Regions from separate parts of the Homo sapiens genome. Here region 1 is linked to region 2. Evidence: read pairs that join two places in POLR2A ChIA-PET (ENCODE). Cell type or tissue: PC-9. All regions are shown on one strand. Each heading gives the region's core, and the rest is flanking DNA. Links, peaks and the distances in the headings are about the cores only.

Region 1 (9,702 bases), core at 779-8,778, 220 kb after region 2:
GCTTGCTACATTCTAGGCAATAAGTTAATGCAGCAACTCTGTGAAGTCAGTATTTTTAATTCTAATTTTCAGATAAAGAAAGTGAAATTCAGAATAGTTAGCAAGGTCCCACAACTAGACTTAAACCCATGCACTTAATGATTTATGGATTTAATATTTTATTGTAGGTAAAAAGAGAAAGAGCTGCAACAGTTGGATATCTGAGTAAAGCAAAGGTATAGTTCCATTGCCATTTATCTGGACAAAACAAAGATCAAGATACTGACAATTTATTCTATAAGTTACAACCAAAGTAATTATTTTGGTAAGCTTAAGAGGATACTCCCTTCACACAAAGTCCAACCTTAAATCACATCATTTTAAGGGTGAAATACTAGAAGCATTCTATTAAAGTCGGCAAGAAGACATGCTTGCTATCATTGTTATTCAATTATATCCTAGAAGTTTTAGGCTCTAAAATAAAAAGTTTCAAAATGTTAAATAAATAAATATTAGGTGTCAGTATAATTATTACTTGCAAATCATGATTGTTTACCCAGAAAAAACTTTTAAAGTCTGCTGAAAAACAGCTAGAACTAATAAAAGACTACATACATATCCAGAAGAATATGCTTCCAAAATTATTAACCTCTGGAAATTTCCAGTTATTGTAGGAGGATTTTGTTTTCCTTTTTTTCCTCATGAAAATGACATGCTAGGGATTAGAGAGGGGCCAAAATAAATATCCTGAGATGTTTATTACGTATCTCAGTGGTAAACTACATTTGAGCTATTGAGCATCGGGCTCATTGGGGAAAAGAGGCATAAGCATTTAGGGTATCCAATCCTCCGAAGGGTGGCTGGGGAGTTCTGTTGCCTGAACTGGAGGTAGAATTGGCCCTTTTGTGCCCCAGAAACAGGAGACTGTTAGACCCAGAAGAGGTCCTAGGGAAAGAAAATGGTTGCAGCTTTGGGTCTGAAAGATGGTAGACACCTGACCCACCCTAACTCCATAATTGGTCCAGCACCCTGGAGGAGTGGCACGGGGGAAGATGATGCACAGGGGAACTGTATTTAGAGAGATCATGTACTTTATTGACAAACTTGGGACAGTTCTTGAGATTGGAAAAGGACCCTTTTAACAATTATCCCAGGTATAAACTGAGGTGGTCCTGGGTCAACCAGCACACATGCTCACCCTTGTGAATGCACCTGGGGCCAGTGTCAGGGGCTGGGTCATGGCTTGCCTAGGCTGGCTGCCACTCTGCAATGGTTGCTGCCTCTCGTGGCTCAGCTGACATTGTTGGATAAGATTGCTGGTGACCTTAGGAGTGTCAATTTCTATCTTCTGGAGGCATTGTTTTCTGGTTCTTGGGTTGCTACGAGACTTGGAGACTGGGGCTTGGGCTCCATATTGCAGGAAAAACTGTTTATATATACATATATATACGTGTATATACACGTATATATAATTATATATATACGTATATATAATTATATATATACGTATATATAGTTATATATATACACATATACATATATATGTGTATATATACGTATCGTGTATATATACCCACGTATATATACTTATATATGTGCATATATGTATATAAGAAATATATATACGTATATAAGTACATATATATACGTATACATGTATACATATATACGTATATAAGTACGTATATATATACTTATATATACCTATATAAATATGTATATACATATATATACGTATATATATATACTTAAATAATGAGATATACTTATCTTTATTTTTTAACTTTCATCTGAGAACATATTTCAATAATAATAGTACACAACTTCCCCAGGCAACACCAGCCTGTGGGTGCAAATAAGGCCATCTTGTTATGAATTCCTAAGGTTTCCTGGCTTATTTTCCCACACGCCATGTGCCCCTAGTCCCTGAGCCTCATCAGGAGGTGTCACATGTGCTTAACTCACTCCGCAATCTGAGCTACTCCTAACTGCTCCCCCCATCAGCAGCCAGCATCCCTACCACTGTCCTGCAAGCATGGAATCCCCAGGCTGCTGAGGCTGAACATTACTGGAAACTGGTAACTATGAGAACCAGTGGTTTCCTATGGGGAACAGGTGTGGGAAGTAAAACTTACTTTTTAACTGTGTGCTCTGTTGCACCTTTGGAAATTTCATCTCATGCATTTATAGCATACTTTCAGAGATAGTAATAATTAAAAAGAAAAGAAAAGCAGTATGGGTAGCCGTAGAGGAGCCAGCTATGTAGCTCCCTGGTTTTTATGTTATATTCTGATTGAAGAAAACAAACTAAGCAGGGCTGCCTGTGAATTAGTGTGTTCCAGAAACAGCCCTGCCATTTTACTTCTCAGTCCTTTCTCTGCTTAGAACCAAGGCAAGCATTCAGGAGCCAGGGGCCAGGGGACAGAGTCAAATACCAGCAATGCCCCCATAATTCCCACTTCCTTCTGATGGTTAAAGGCTTTGTACCATGATGAGTCAAGCTCACTCTGCCTGGGGTCTCCGCCTTAGACCCTAAAAAAAAAGACTCCAATAGGTTACCGCAAACTCAACACAGTCCCAAGATGAATGAGCCACCAACATGGAACCCAATGAAGGGTTAGCATAGGTCTAAGAGGGGGAAAGTTATTTTTAAAAAAGATAAATGCTCTGAGAAATACCAATTATAACTGAAAATTGTTCATAAAACCCTGTAAAGGGCTCTTGACTAAATCATTAATATGCATAACCAAACTCCTCCTCTCCTGGGCAGGGTAGTTCAGCCACAAGCATGTATTTATGTAATTAGTGTTATGGTTACAGAAGTGGCCCAGGGAAGACTTAGTTCTTTATTAAAAGAGGGGACTTGTGGTCCCTGTGAAACCTCTGAGAGGTTGGGTAGTATCAAGAGCCATGCGCATTTATAAGAGTGCCTGGCACACAGCAAATGGTTAACACATATTAGCTTTTTAAATTATTGTTATAGTTGTTTCTATAAATTCAAGTGACTTAGAATGTCAAACACTAAAATTGGTTTTTTTAAAACTGGAGTTATTTATCTCAGAAGAGTAATGACAATATCTCGAGGCCATATGTCATAATTTTAGCAATAATTACTCTCTCCAGAATGGCAGGATCTGCTGCTTTTGGAAGATTCTCAAACACTATTTATTCAAGAAGAACAATGATTTAGATCATATTATGGGCTTTGCTGTCACCTAGTGGAAATTTGATTATTATAAACAATTCTCAATAACAAACTCATTCTGAGCTACCGAACCCCCAAGTTTCAGTGATTGCCAGCTGGCTTCCATTGGCTTGCATTCTACAGTTAATTATATTACCAAACCTCTGGTGACAGTCCATCTCTCTGTGGATGCACTTATTTTTAAATCCAAGACAGCAAATCCTGTGTGAGCTGCCTCATTAGAAGCCAGCAGTTGCAGAGAACATTCTTGGCAACTTCCAGATCTCCTGGTCACTGGAATATTGCCAGATCCTAAGAGCAGAGGGACAAACAAACAAACAAACAAACACCTCAAAAAAGCTACCTAATCGCAAGTCCCTTTCTAAAGTGTTTTCATATATTGTCCTACTTTATTACATGGAGTACATTTTTTTCATTTTAAAGATGAGGACATTGCTGCTCAGAAAGGATAACACAGTCAGGAAGTCAAGCAAAAAACAAGAAATTAAAGCTGTCTTCCCACTCCAAATTCAGAACTCTACCTAAGTCAATACCCTGCCTACCAGGATCCTGTGGTTGGCTCATCAGAAATATTAGGAAAGAGGCTAACAGTTTGGTTTCTTTTGAGACAGATCAAGACAGAAGACAAGGCCCTAGGGTTCATAGGCCACTGGGTGGGAAGATACATTCTTTCCCTACTCAGGTTAGTTCCACCACTCTACCCCTGATCTCCTGCCCTCTGGTTCCTCTGGGCTCTTGCTAATGTAACTATCCCCCTTTCCAATTCTCTAACCTCCCCCTCTCCATGGGCAAATCCCTTCCAGCTCTAAAGACCAAATCCAAAAATCTGCCTTCATCTATATTTCTCTCCTGCCCTTCCAAATAGGCTTATCCAAATACTCTTATCACATTTCACCTCCACAATTACTTTTTGTTTTTGTTTTTGTTTTTGAGACAGTGTCTAGCTCTGTTGCCCAGGCTGGAATGCAGTGGCACAACCACAGCTCACTGCAACCTCCGCCTCCCAGGCTCAAGAGATTTTCCCACCTCAGCCTCTCAAGTAGCTGGGACTGCAGACACACACCACCACCAGACATGGCTAATTTTTTTGTATTTTTAGTAGAGATGGGGTTTTGCCATGTTGCCCATGCTGGTCTTGAACTCCTGAGCTCAAAGATATCCGCCTGCCTCAGCCTCCCAAAGTGCTGGGATTACAGGCCTCAACCACTGTGCCCGGCCTACACAATTACTTTTTTTTTTTTTTTTAAAGACAGAGTCTTGCTGTGTTGCCCAGGTTGGACTGCAGTGGCACGATCTCAGCTCAGTGCAACTTCCACCTCCTGGGTTCAAGAGATTCTCCTGCCTCAGCCTCCTGAGCTGTAGCTGGGACTACACGTGCCTGCCACGACGCCTGGCTAATTTTTGTATTTTTAGTAGAGACGGGGTTTTACCATGTTGGCGAGGCTTGTCTCAAACTGCTAACCTCAAGTGATCTGCCTACCTCGGCCTCCCAAAGTGGTGGGATTACAGGCATGAGCTACCACACTTGGCCACACGATTACTCTTTAATGCACCCTGGTGTGGTTTCACCCAATCCCACTCCTCAACTCCCTCCCCTATGGAAGTCATTCAGGTTACCAAGGACCACCTACTTGCCAAATCCAGGGGACTTTACAGTTGTCTGCTTTACTCCTTGGGACATTTCAGGCTATGGACCATGGTCTCCATATGAAATGTATCCTTCCACAGCTGCTGAACCATGGCTCCCCTTGGTTCTCCCACCATTCACTCTTAGTCTCCTTTACAGTTGCCACTCTTATTCTCCAAGCTCCCTCCAGGAGAACTCTCAAGGGACTAATATCACCTGATTCCATGTCTTTGGCTGGGACCTCTTCCCTGAGCTCCTATCACATTGGATCTCTCGAGACACATTGGATCTCAAAGACACTGTGTCAAATTGCACCCATCACCTTCACCCAAACCTGCTTCTCCATCAGCTGCCTGTAAGAAGTAACTAAAACTTATCAACAGGAAAATGTAATAGTGACAAAATTAGTGGAAAATCCCTGGGCTTAAAGGGAGGATAATTTTTTTATGCCATTTAGTTGGGGAGAGAGATTCACCTAAAGATTTTCAAATTTGTTTTATCTTTTTATTTTGTAAAAGTTTCACATTTATAGAAATGTTGCTAAATTAGGACAATAAACTGTCATATATCCTTCACCGAGATTTGCCAATTGTTAATACTTTACCACGCTGGCTTTATATCTTTCCACCTATAACTATGTTATTGTTGTTGCTCTTAAAAGATAAATACTAAAGTATTTAGGGCCTAGTGAAAGGGCCTAGAAGTAATGCAACCTGAGCTACAATGAAGACACCTAGCACCTAGATCTTGATGCCTACATATAATTCCCCTTTAAAAATAGCTGATTCAAAAATACAACTGAAGCACATTCACTCCTAATACTTTAGTATTTGTATTTTAAGAACAGGGACATTGTTTTACATGGAGCAATGACTGTTCAAAAAATTTAATGATGATACAATAATACTACTATGGAATATGCAATCTCTGTCCAAATTCTATCAGTTGTCCTAGCAATATCCCTAATAGCAATGTGTTTATTTTTTTTTCTCATCAGACATTCAGTAACGAACCATGCTTTTCATTTAGTTGTAATCATTTTTTAATGACTTTTAATCTAGAATGGCTCCACAGCCTTTCTTTCTTTCTTTATTTCTTTTTTTTTGAGAGGAGTTTCATTCTTGTTGCCCAGGCTGGAGTACAATGGCATGATCTCGGCTCACCACAACCTCAGCCTCCCAGGTTCAAAAGATTCTCCTGCCTCAGCCTCCCAAGTAGCTGGGATTACAGGCATGCGCCACCATGCCCTGCTAATTTTCTATTTTTAGTAGAGACGGGGTTTCTCCATGTTGGCTAGGCTGGTCTCGAACTCCTGACCTTGTAATCTGTCCACCTTGGCCTCCCAAAGTGCTGGGATTACAGGCTTGAGCCACCATGCCTGGCCTTTCTTTTTCTCTTCTGACATTGATATTTTTGAAACATTCAGACCAGTTGCCTTGTGGCTTATCCTTCAATTTGAGATTGACTGGTGGTTTCCTCATAATTAAGTTCAGGTTATACATTTTTGGCAGGAATGTTACATAAGTGATGTTGTATTCTTAGCCTTTCTTATCAGGAATCATAAGATATCAGTTTGTCCCATTGTTGGTGGTCACTTAGCTACAGTGTTATCTGTTATGTAGAAATACTTTTTTCCTCTTGTAGTTAATGAATAATCTGTGAGGAGAAATTTTCATGCTGTGTAAATATACTCATTCCCAACAAACTTTCACGCAATGGTTTTAATATTCCTGGATGATTCTTATCTAAACAAAATATTACTATGATGGGTGCAAAATCGTGATTTTCTGTGTTATTCCTTCCACATTTACTAGTTGATGTTCTATTATAAAGAAAAGCTCTCCTGTTATTCTTATTATTTGTTTTTCTCTTTGTTTAGTATCATTAAGGGCACTGGTGGATTCTTAGGTTTTTTTCCACAGTGTTATAATCCAGTAGTGTCAGGATTCTTTGGGATCTTTTTTTTTTTTTTTTTTTTTTTTTTTTTGAGACGGAGTCTCGCTCTGTTGCCCAGGCTGGAGTGTAGTGGCACGATCTCGGCTCACTACCAGCTCCGCCTCCTGGGTTCACGCCATTCTCCTGCTTCAGACTCCTGAGTTGCTGGGACTAGAGGCACCCGCCACCATGCCCAGCTAATTTTTGTGTTTTTAGTACAGACCAGGTTTCACTGTGTTGGCCAGGCTGGTCTCAAACTCCTGATCTCAGGTGATCTGCCTGCCTCGGCCTCTCAAAGTGTTGGGATTACAGGCGTGAGCCCCTGCGCCCAGCCGTCTTTGTTCTTTTATTTGTTTTGTTTTTGATCATTGATTTGGCTAGAGGTCTCTTTGAGATTCTTCCTCTTTGTAACATCCTTGGGCCTTTTTATTTTTCAAATAATTTCTTTATTTTCTACTACAACAAAATATTCTAGTCTTATCTTGTATTTATGTTGTATTTTAGAATCAGCTATTTTTAAAGGGGAATTATCTTTAGACACCAAGATCTAGGTGCTAGGAGTGCTCATTGTAACTAGAGTAGCATTACTTCTAGGCCCTTTCAGCAGAAAGAGCTAGGAAAGATATATACATTTTTATTATTTTTTATTTCTTAGAAAAAACATGATTTTATGCTGACACCTCTAAATTTTCCGCATTCCATAAATTATATCACCTCTCTCTCATAGTGGGAAACCTGGCTACCAGAAACATTAGTATATTTACTAATTTACTCAGTCCTAAAATGCTCACCAAATAATTTCAAAATTGCTACACCCATATCACTAACAAAACAATATTTGTTTGAACTTCTTTTTGTTTTTAGACTGAGGGTGTATATCTAAGTATTGTGTTCAAAGTGACTTGGATTCGGCCAGGCGCATTGGCTCACATCTGTAATGCCAGCACTTTGGGAGGCCGAGGCGGGCGGAGATCAAGACCATCCTGGCTAACACGGTGAAACCCTGTCTCTACTAAAAATACAAAAAATTAGCTGGGCGTGGTGGCGGGCGCCTGTAGTCCCAGCTACTCCGGAGGCTGAGGCAGGAGAATGGTGTGAACTCGGGAGGCGGAGCTCGCAGTGAGCCCAGATGGCGCCACTGCACTCCAGCCTGGGTGACAGAGCGAGGCTCCGTCTCAAAAAAAAAAAAAAAGAAACAAAAACCAAAGTGACTTAGATTCATTCAATTTTTTTCCCTTTCATGCAGTTCTGTCATCTATTTGATATACTCTTAATTTTGTATTTTTAATTCAATTCTAGGCTTCTTTCCTCAGACTTGATTTAATGTTTTAAATATGAAAACACTAGCATGCTTCCAACAGTCAAAACTATATATATATTTATAGAAAAAAAATGGCATAATCAGAGAAGTTTGTCACTCTTTTTCCTGTTCTTTCTACCCTATCCTATGTAAACAATTCTATCAGTTTCTGGTTTATCTTTCCTAAGTTTTTTGTTTGTTCGTTTGTTTTGGGTTTTTTTTTTTTTTTTTGCAACAACAAAACATGGATATACATGTTTATATTCTTTATTTCCTTTTCTTTGTTACCAAATAGTCAGCATAATAAATTCTTTTTTGCCTATGTAATTTGATCCAGAAAAGCTCTGTAACAAGTATAATTTGAGGGCGTGGCACAGTGGCTGACGCCTGTAATCTCAGCCCTTCGGGAGGCCAAGGCTGAAGGATTGCTTGAGGCTAGGAGTTCAAGACCAGCCTGGGCAATATGGTGAGATCTCATCTCTACCAAAAAAAAAAAAAGTATAATTTGAAGCTTCTACCTGTTTCTAAGGGTGGGAAGCCAAGAAAAACAACTTAATGGAACTTTTTGAGAATGGAAAACATGGTCTAGGCCAGTGGTTCTCAAAGTGTGATCATTGAACCAGCTTCATCACAGTACTTGGGAACTCGTTAGAAATGCAAATTTTCTGTCTCCATCCCAGACCTATTGAATCAGAAACTCTGGGTCCCAGCAACCTGACATTTAATAAGACTTTTAGATAATTCTGATATGTGCTAAAGTTTGAGAATCACTGGTCTAGGGTAGTGTAGGAAGGAGGAAGTAGAGAGAATAATACCTACATTTCATTGAGTGTTTACTTTGTATAGGACAGATGTAAGCATCTTATTTATTTGTATTTATCATATAATCCTCACAAGGGCCCCAGCCAGTAGGGGCTACAACCATTCCAAGTTTACAGATGGGGAAACTGGTACGGAGAGGATGAGCAACTTCTTAAAACCACACAGCTAGTAAGCAATGAAGGCTAGATTTGAACCAAGGTAGGCTGGTTTTAAAATCCATGAGCTTAACCATTGCTGTATGCTAATTCTACCTTAGCATCTGATAAAAAGGAGCTAAATTTCCCTTCATAATAGAATTACAGGTTAGCTACCTGCAGGGGGGCGGTAGGGACAGTAAATGAGTGTCTCTGAACTGAGAAAGTTGACAGAAGTGTTTGGCTAGAAGGAAATAAAACAAGTCCCAGGAAATGATGGCTTTGTGAGAAAGTTGGGAATGTCACCAGCAAGACCGTCACTGTGGTAGAGACAGCTGAGGGCCTTTGGCCAGTGCCTTCTGTTATTTGATTTAGTTGTTTCCCATCTTTTTTATTTATTTATTTATTTATTTATTTATTGATGCAGCCCCTCATCATCATCCCCTAACCTTCAGTAAGAGTTTGTTACACATAACAGCAATGTGTTATGGTGCTTTGAGACTTGCAGGTAGAGGGATGGGGTCCTGGTGTATGGACAGCAGTGTGGATAAATCTCAGTAGCTGCAAGAAGCCGGGCAGTGAGCAGGGATAAAGAATTCACTGGGCAAAGGAACTTAGATCCAAGTCTTCCTGGAGGGTATTTAGTGAAGCCACGAGACTCGCCAAAGGTATGATGAGACAGGTATCATGCAGATATCAT
Region 2 (9,702 bases), core at 1,124-9,123:
CAGGCTGGAGGGAGGTGGTGCAATCATAGTTCACTGTGCTCTCATTCTCCTGGCCTCAAGTAATCCTCCCAGCTCAGCCTCCCAAAGCACTGGTATTATAGGACTGAGCCATTGCCTTCAGCTGAAAACAATTTTAAAAATAAAATAATAAAGAACTTCCAAATCTTACAGCAAAAAGCCAATTAATACCTCCAATTAGAACAGGAGCAAATTCGACCCCTAATTAGAATATGGGCAAAAGAAACAGAGATTTTACCAAAGAGATGTACAAAAGGCAAATAAAAACATTAAAAGACAGTCAACATTATTACCCATTTGGGAAATGGAAATTAAAACTCCAATGAGATATCAATGCATATCTATCAGAATAACTAAAACGGTAACACCAAATGTTGGTGAGTATGCAGAGAAACTGGATCACTCATATATTGCTGGTAGAAATGTAAAATGGTACACCTACTCTGGAAAACAGTTTGGCAGTTTCTTATGACTCAGCAATTGCACTCTTGGGCATTTTATCCCAAAGAAATGAGAAACCAATGTTCACACAAAACCCAAATGATCATAGTACTTTTATTCATAATAGTGAAAAACTGGAAACAATCCAGATGTTCTTCAGTGGATGAATGGTTAAACAAACTAAGGTACATCCACACCACGGAATGCTGCTCAGCAATAAGAAGGAACAAACTACTGATACACGCAACTATTTGAATGAATCTCCAGGGAATTATGCTGAGGAAAAATAGCCAATCCCAAAAGGTGACATAGTTTATGATTCCATTTATGTAACTATTTAAAAATTGTGGTTTAAAAATGTGTAACATAAAATTTAACATCTTAATTATTTCTAAATGTACAATTCCATACTGTTACATATACTAATTTTTTTATTTTTTATTTTTATTTTATTTATTTATTTATTTATTTATTTATTTATTGAGACAAATTCTTGCTCTGTCACCCAGGCTGGAGTGCAGTGGTGCAATCTCAGCTCACTGCAACCTCCGCCTCCTGAGTTCAAGTGATTCTCCTACTTCAGCCTCCCAAGTTGCTGGGACCACAGGCACATGCCACTATGCCTGACTAATTTTGGGGGTTTTTTTGTTTGTTTGTTTTGAGACAGAGTTTCGCTCTTGTTGCCCAGGCTGGAGTGCAATGGCACTATCTGGGCTCACCACAACCTCCGCCTCCCAGGTTCAAGCGATTCTCCTGCCTCAGCCTCCCGAGTAGCTGGGATTACAGGCATGTGCCACCACACCCAGCTGATGTATTTTTAGTAGAGACAGGGTTTCTCCATGTTGGTCAGGCTGGTCTCGAACTCCCAACCTCAGGTGATCCACCCTCCTCGGCCTCCCAAAGTGCTAGGATTACAGGCATGAGCCACTGAGCCTGGCCTAATTTTTGTATTTTTTGTAGAGACAGGGTTTCACCATGTTGCCCAGACTGGTCTCAAACTCCTGGCCTCAACTGATCCACCCACCTCAGCCTCCCACAGTGCTGGGATTACAGGCATAAGCCACCATGCCCTGCCCCTATATTCACATTTTTATACGACCAATCTCCAGAACTTTTTCTTGCAAAATCGACATTCCACATCCATTAAACAACTCATCATTTTTCCCCAGCCTCTGGCAACCACCATCCTATTTTCTGTTCTATGAATTTTCTATTCTAGATACTTCACATAAATGAAATCATACAGTGTTTATATTTTTGTGACTGGCTTATTTCGCTCAGCATAGTAGCCTCAAGTTGCATCCATGTTGTCACAAATGACAGCATGTTCTTCCCTTTTAAGGCTGAAAAATATGTCATTGTATGTATATGCCACATTTTTGTATCCACTCATCTACTTTAATAGCCTTTTTTAAATGACAAAATTTTAGAAATGGAGAATAGATTTGTGGTTGAAGAGTTTATGAGAAGGGTCAGAAGGTAGTAGATATGGTAATAAAAGAGCAACATGAGGGGTCCTCGTGGTGATGGAACTGTCCTGTATTTTGACTGTGGTGATGGATACGGAAACCTGCATGTGTTATAAAATTGTATAAAACTAAACACGAGTTTACATAAACGAAGAAAATCTAAATGAGTTGTGGACTGTATCATGGTCAACATCCTGGTTGTGATATTGTACTACATAGTTTTGCAAGATGTTATTGTCAAGGTAAACTAAGTGTTCATAGATGTCTTTTTAAAAAATTTTCTTACAATTACATTAGAATCTACAATTATCTGAAATTTTTTTTTTTTTTTTTTTTGAGAAGGAGTCTTGCTCTGTCGCCCAGGCTGGAGTGCAGTGGCGCGATCTTGGCTCACTGCAAGCTCTGCCTCCCGGATTCACGCCATTCTCCTGCCTCAGCCTCCCGAGTAGCTGGGACTACAGGCGCCCACCACCATGCCTGGCTAATTTTTTGTTTTTTTTTAGTAGAGACAGGGTTTCACCATGTTAGCCAGGATGGTCTCGATCTCCTGACCTTGTGATCTGCCCGCCTCGGCCTCCAAAAGTGCTGGGATTACAGGCATGAGCCACCGCACCCAGCCTATCTGAAACATTTTTTAAAGTTTATAGGCAATAGGCTTGGACAGGCACTTCACCAAAGAAGATATCTAAATTGGCTATAAAAATGAGAAAAGATGCCAAATATTTAATTTTATAAATGGGCTATAAAACAAGAAAACATGCCCAATATTTCATTTTACCCACTCTTTTAGACTGGCTAAAATTAAATGTCCTGATATCACTGATAAAGAGGACACTGTTAGAGCATAAAATTACAGATAATAGTCCCTTCTTTTTTCTCTTTATTTTCGTTTTAATTTTTTTCTAAACCATTTCACATTTCTGAAGTAGTTCTCCTCTTATTCACAGTTTCAGTTACCCATGGTCAACCTTGGTCTAAAAATATTAAATGGAAAATTTCAGATATAAACAATTTGTAAGTTTTAAATTGTACACCATTCTGAGTAATGTGGTGAAATCTCCTGCCACCCTGCCCAGGATGTGACTCATTCCTTTGTCCAGCATGTCCATGCTGTAGATGCTTCTTGCCTGTTAATCACTTAGTAGCCCTCAGGGTTATCAGACTGTTGCAGTATCTCAGTGCTTGTGTTCAAGTCATCCTTACATTAGTAAATAATGGCCCCAGAGTGCAAGAGTAGAGATGCTGGCAATTTGGGTATGACACAGAGAAGCCATAAAATTCTTCCTTTAAGTGAAAAGATGAAAGTTCTTAAGTTAATAAGGAAAGAAATAAGGTTGCTAAGATCTATGATGAAAACGAATGTTCTGCCTGTAAATTGTGAAGAAGGAAAAAGAAATTCATGCGTAGTATATATAGGGCCTGGTACTATCCTTGGTTTCAGCTATCTCCTGGGGCTCTTAAAACATGTGTCCCCCCTTGGATACTGTACTGTAATCATTTTAGAGAACTATTTGACAGTCTGTTATAAATACACATTCTTAAAAAAAATTCTTTTTAAGAGATAGTGTCTCACTCTGTCACCCAGGCTGGAGTGCAATGACTCAATCACATCTCTCTGCAGTGTCCAACTCCTGTCCTCAAGCAATCCTCCCATCTTGGCCTCCCAAAGTGCTGGCATTACAGGCATAAAACACCACACTCAGCCTGAAACATACATTCTTATAAACAGCTGAGTCATGGCTCAGCTCTTTCCCTCCTAGATATTCATGCAAGAGAAATAAAAAAAAATATTTTCATGAAAGACTTGCACACAAATGTACATAGCAGCTTTTTTCATAATTACCAAAAACTTAACAACCCAGATGTTCATTAATAAGAGAATAAATGAACAACTTTGTATTTTTAAAAAGGCTTTGTACTTTTCTAAATGGTTTCCCTGGGAAGGTACATACTTATTCTAACAATAAGATCTCCTGGTTCAGAAAAATTTTGGAGCTGATTTTGGAACCTGTAGCATATTTTCTTGATGTACATTTTCAAAGGTATTAAATTTCCGCCTTTTGATAATAGGTTTAAATTTTGGAAACAGGCCAAAATTATTCAAAGAGGACCAGGCTCAGTGGCTCACACTTGTAATCCCAGTAATTTAGGAGGCCAAGGCAGGAGGATCACCTGAGATCAGGAGTTTGAGACTAGCTTGAGCAACATAGCAAGACCTTGTCTCTACAAAAAATTTTTAAAAGTTAGTCAGATGTGGTGGAGTGCACCTGTAGTCCCAGCTACTCAAGATGCTGAAATGGGAGGATATCTTGAGCCCAGGAGTTGGAGACTGCAGTGAGCTATGATTGCACAACTATACTCCAGCCTTGGTGAAGAGCAAGACTTTGTCTCAAAAAAAAAAAAATATTCAATGAGAAATTGGGTGTATCTATTGGTTAAAGAAAGAGGTGTGGTTCTCAATCTTTGCCACACATTAGTATGACCTGAAAAACCTGAAAAATTAGAATGCCCAGGTATTGTGACTTAACTGGTTTAGGGTGGGCCAGTTGTTGGTATTTTGTTAAAGCTCCCCAAATGATTCCAATAAAACCAAGTCCTAATCTTTTTAGTTGCTCACTTCTTGTTAATTTTTTTTAACCCACACAGCTGAAAGCGATACTACACTACCATGTACTGTAACTTAGCCTTCACTAGCTTCCTTATAGCTAACACCTCTGATGTATATATTACCGTGGTAATAAATGCCTAAGTTGTTTTTCAGGATCTTGGGGTCAGCCCTTGTCCAGTTTGAGTGCAGTTGAGATCACTGACCCTTAAACTGAGCCTGTGCAGATGCCGAAGAGGTGACCTTTTGGCATCAGAGGACCATAAACTCCTCTCTCAGATCATGCTAATGCCATTATTTCCTGAATACATATCCTATGAAAAGCCATGAACCCTGACTATGCTTGTGCAAATCATCAATTACGTCATTTTTCCCCACTGCCAATCACCTTTCCCCATGCCTTAGATCACCCCACTTCTTTACCCCATAAATATCACTGAGCCCTAACTTTCTGGCAGTAGATTGGAGAACTGTTCTCCCATCTCCTCACTGGGCTGCCCTGTGAAAAAATCTTTCTCTACTGCAAAACTCATCACCTCAGTGATTGGCTTCGGCACCACAGGCAGAACAAGCCTGGTTCAGTATTGCTAATATGCAGCCAAGGTTGAAAACCATGGCTGGGAGCTGACGTTAATTTTCTTCTATGGTTTATAAACTGACTTCTAAAGGCAGGTCCTAAAAAGGGGTCTCCTCACATTCTCTGAGACTACGGCATTGTAGGAACAAATGTACAGTCTCCCAAGACAGCTGTTTTGAAGAACAATTCCCATTTGGATGTATAAATTCTAGTGTGTTTTCAAACAAACGTTTGCCTCTTTATCTTACAGATGTGCTAAAGGGACAATAAATGTAAAAGATCTAGTTGACTCTCCTACTTCCCTTCAAATACATTCAGATGATTAAATATATAATTTTCAAAAATACATTTATATCTTTCTAAGGCAAACTTACTAAAATTATTCTTTATTATTTCAGTTTGTGGTGATGAATAAGGTACAAAGATATATATATTAAATAGTTATAAAGGATATACATATTAAAGGTATAGTTTGCTAATGAAAAAATATAAAAGACAGATATAGATATACAGATTAAAAGGTATAGTTATGAAGAACATATATATAAGATGTAGTTATAAAGAAAAAATATGTATATATGTGTAAAAGATAAAGTTGTAAAGAATAACTATTAATAATAACACAATTTAGTCATGAAGTCTTTGCCCATGCCTATGTCCTGAATGGTATTGCCTAGGTTTTCTTCTAGGGTTTTTATGGTTTTAGGTCTTACATTTAAGTCTTTAATCCATCTTGAGTTAATTTTTGTGTATGGTGTAAGGAAGTGGTGCAGTTTTAGTTTTCTGCATATGGCTAGCCAGTTTTCCCAATACCACTTATTAAATAGGGAATTCTTTCCCCATTGCTTGTTTTTGTCAGGTTTGTCAAAGACCAAATGGTTGTAGATGTGTGGTGTTATTTCTGATGCATCTGTTCTGTTCTCTTGGTCTATATATCTGTTTTGGTACCAGGACCATGTTGTTTTGGTTACTGTAGCCTTGTAGTATAGTTTGAAGTCAGGTAGCATGATGCCTCCAGCTTTGTTCTTTTTGCTTAGGATTGTCTTGGTAATGCGGGCTCTTTTTTTGTTCCATATGAAATTTAAAGTCGTTTTTTCTAATTCTGAGAAGAAAGTCAATAGTAGCTTCATGGGGATAGCACTGAATCTATAAATTACTATGGGCAGAATGGCCATTTTCACGATATTGATTCTTCCTATCCATGAGCATGGAATGTTTTTCCATTTGTTTGTGTCCTCTCTTATTTCCCTGAACAGTGGTAAAAGTCAAAATTGACAAATGGGTTCTAATTAAACTGCAGCGCTTCTGCACAGCAAAAGAAACTATCATTAGAGTGAACAGGCAACCTACAGAATGGGAGAAAATTTTTGCAATCTATCCATCTGACAAAGGGCTAATATCCACAATCTACAAAGAGCTTAAACAAATTTACAAGAAAAAAACAACCCCATCAAAAAGTGGGCAAAGGATATAAACAGACACTTCTCAAAAGAAGACATTTATGCAGCCAACAAAGATATGAAAGAAAGCTCATCATCACTGGTCATTAGGGAAATGCAAATCAAAACCGCAATGAGATACCATCTCATGCCAGTTAGAATGGTGATCATTAAAAAGTCAGGAAACAACAGATGCTGGAGAGGATGTGGAGAAATGGGAACACTTTCACACTGTTGGTGGGGGTATAAACTAGTTCAACCATTGTGGAAGACAGTGTGGCAACTCCTCAAGGATCTAGAACCACAAATACCATTTGAGCCAGCAATCCCAATACTGGGTATATACCCAAAGGATTATAAATCATTCTACTATAAAGACACATGCACAAATATGTTTATTGTGGTACTGTTCACAATAGCAAAGACTTGGAACCAACCCAAATGCCCATCGATGATAGACTGATTAAAGAAAATGTGGTACATATACACCATGGAATACTATGCAGCCATAAAAAAGGATCAGTTCATGTCCTTTGCATGGACATGGATGAAGCTGGAAACCATCATTCTGAGCAAACTATTGCAAGAACAGAAAACCAAACACCGCATTTGCTCACTCATAAGTGGGAGTTGACCAAAGAGAACACGTGGACACAGGGAGGGGAACATCACACACCAGGGCCTGTTGGGGATTGGGGGGCAAGGGGATGGATAGCATTAGGAGAAATACCTAATGTAGATGACAGGTTGATGGGTGCAGCAAACCACCATGGCACGTGTATACCTATGTAACAAACCTGCATGTTCTGCACATGTATCCCTGAACTTAAAGTATAATAAAAAATTTTTTTAATAAAAATAAAAATCACATTATTAATCATAAAATAATAATAATAATACAATTATCTGTTTTGTCTCTTTAGAAAATTCCATACTGACAAATTGCAGTCAGATCTGAAGCACTTTCATAGTGCATCAGTACAATTTCTTTCATGATAATAAGTTGCAAGCTTGGAAATTGATGAGCTACTTGAAATGCCCTTGGGTCAGGCCAAAATGTGCATGCTGGCTGACCCCCCTGAAGCTAGGTCAAAAAAGGGCCTGGGGAAATGAAGCAGTCTTTGATGACCTACTTCAGGCAGCCAGTGTGCAGAGCCAAACAACAGGCCAGATTTGAGAGATCAATTTTCAACAGCTGCTGCAGGAATGCAGTGCTGATCTGCCCACGCCAAGTCAGCTGCCACATCTGCCTCACCTGTGCTCAGTACCATGCATGGTATTTGGCATGGAGAAGGATGAGTCACATATGTTTCTGCCCTCCAAGCTGCTCCCAGTCCTCTGGGAAGGGACTTGAAAAGCAGGGAGAAAACCTTCCTTTTTGAGGCTTTCTTACTAGATCCCTGACTATTTTGGTCTCCAGCCACGTCCATGGGAGACAGAGGCAGTAATGATGGCAGTGATCATGAGGAAGAAGAGGAGGAGGACCACATGATAGCCACAAGGTTATTTATCATTGATTGAGTGCCTGGTGTGGGTTGGGCCCTGTAAAGTGCTTTAAAGCTGAGGACTAAGCTCTGATTTTTTTTTTATCTTGCCCAAATTTCTATCTAAGTGGTCTGGGGAGTCATGCCCCACAAACTGTAAGTTCTCATCAGATGGTTTTTATTTAACCATATGTATTGTGACTTACTTTCCAATCTGACTCTGGCATAACAGTACATGACAAAAAAGAAAATCAAAATACTTTACCCTAAATACATGTTTCTTTGCCATATTTTGAAATGGTCCTGCAAAGCTGTCCTTTGTGGGGGAAAATGTGCATCTGTAAAGAATCTCTATTAACATAGCTAGATCTTTTGCTTCCAGGCTCTCCCAATCACGAAGAAGAGATTAAGTAAGAGTCTAGCGCCTTTTAAAGGTCTAAAGAGGAAATATTTGTCATCTATTGTCTCTAAGGGCAGCCACTACAAGACTTCAAAAGAGCCTTGGTCTCCACAATCTTTTATCTTAACCTAATCATTTCTTTTCTATTGATCCCAGGTCTTTAGATGAACTCAACCAATTGTCAATCAGAAAATGTTTAAATTTACCTATAGCCTGGAAGTCCCCACTTTGAGTTGTCCTGCCTTTCTGGACCAAACCAATGTATTTCTTAAATGTAGTTGATATCTCATGGCTCCCTAAAATGTATAAAACCAAGCTGCACCCCGACCACCTTGGGCACATGCTCTCAGGACCTCCTGAGTGCTGTGTCGCAGGCTATGGTCACCCATATTTGGCTCAGAATAAATCTCTTTAATTATTTTACAGAGTTCGACTCTTTTCTTGACAAAGCCATTACTACCTTTATTGTTTCCATGGGTTAGTTATTAGTACCACCATTTTACACATGAAGAAACAGAAGCTCAAGTTAAGTAACTTGGCTACATTTATACATGGATCCAACCTGAGTTCACATGGGAGAATCTAGGGCTAACTCCAAGTCTCAGTTTTCACATCTCTATTAGTCCGTTGTCAAGCTGCTGATAAAGACATACCTGAGACTGGGTAATTTATAAAGAAAAAGAGGTTTAACGGACTCACAGTTCCACATGGCTGGGGAGGTCTCACAATCATGGTGGAAGGTGAAGGGCACGTCTTACATGGTGGACGAGAGAATGAGAACCAAGTGAAAGGGGTTTCCTCTTAAAAAAACATCAGATCTCATAAGACTTATTTACTACCATAAGAACAGCATGGAGGAAACCATCCCCATGATTCAATTATCTCCCACTGGGTCCCTCCCACAACATGTGGGAACTCTGGGAGCTAAAATTCAAGGTGAGATTTGGGTGGGGACACAGCCAAATCATATCAACATCTATAAAACAAAAATCACATCTGCCCACCACTGCAAAATTGGTATGAGGCTTCAAGATACCCTTAACTTTGCTATATTATTGAATAAGAGTATCTCAGGGGGGCTCTATACTCCCAGGAACCCCCTAATCAGGGGTTAATTGCTCTTTAACAGCTGAAGTTGCTCAATGTTTTTCTAACTGCACATCGAAGTTAAAAAAAAAAAAAAAACCCAGAACCTTCTTAATGTTTGACCAAGTTGCAATCACCAAATCAAGTTCTGAGCAGCCATCACCCCATCAACTGAGCCTCCAC

The links. Peaks named below come from ENCODE experiments on the same cell type or tissue, not always from the same donor. Only the 100,000 strongest peaks of a DNase experiment are listed, where the experiment ranks them.
Region 1: POLR2A ChIA-PET joins it to region 2 with 11 read pairs; 2 of 35 experiments call an interaction of 5 or more read pairs at or near these places.

The regions. Positions count from the first base shown.
Region 1 is chr11:93,222,638-93,232,339 of GRCh38, forward strand. No RefSeq gene overlaps it. Among named protein-coding and RNA genes, the nearest start is that of SLC36A4, 29 kb to the left of the region's middle. In PC-9, for the core only: CTCF peaks have their summits at 3,187 (motif pointing left) and 3,386; no DNase peak of the experiment used is centred there.
Region 2 is chr11:92,997,670-93,007,371 of GRCh38, forward strand. No RefSeq gene overlaps it. Among named protein-coding and RNA genes, the nearest start is that of MTNR1B, 33 kb to the left of the region's middle. In PC-9, for the core only: no CTCF peak of the experiment used is centred there; DNase peaks (open chromatin) are centred at 3,052 and 4,412; H3K27ac peaks cover 3,631 bases.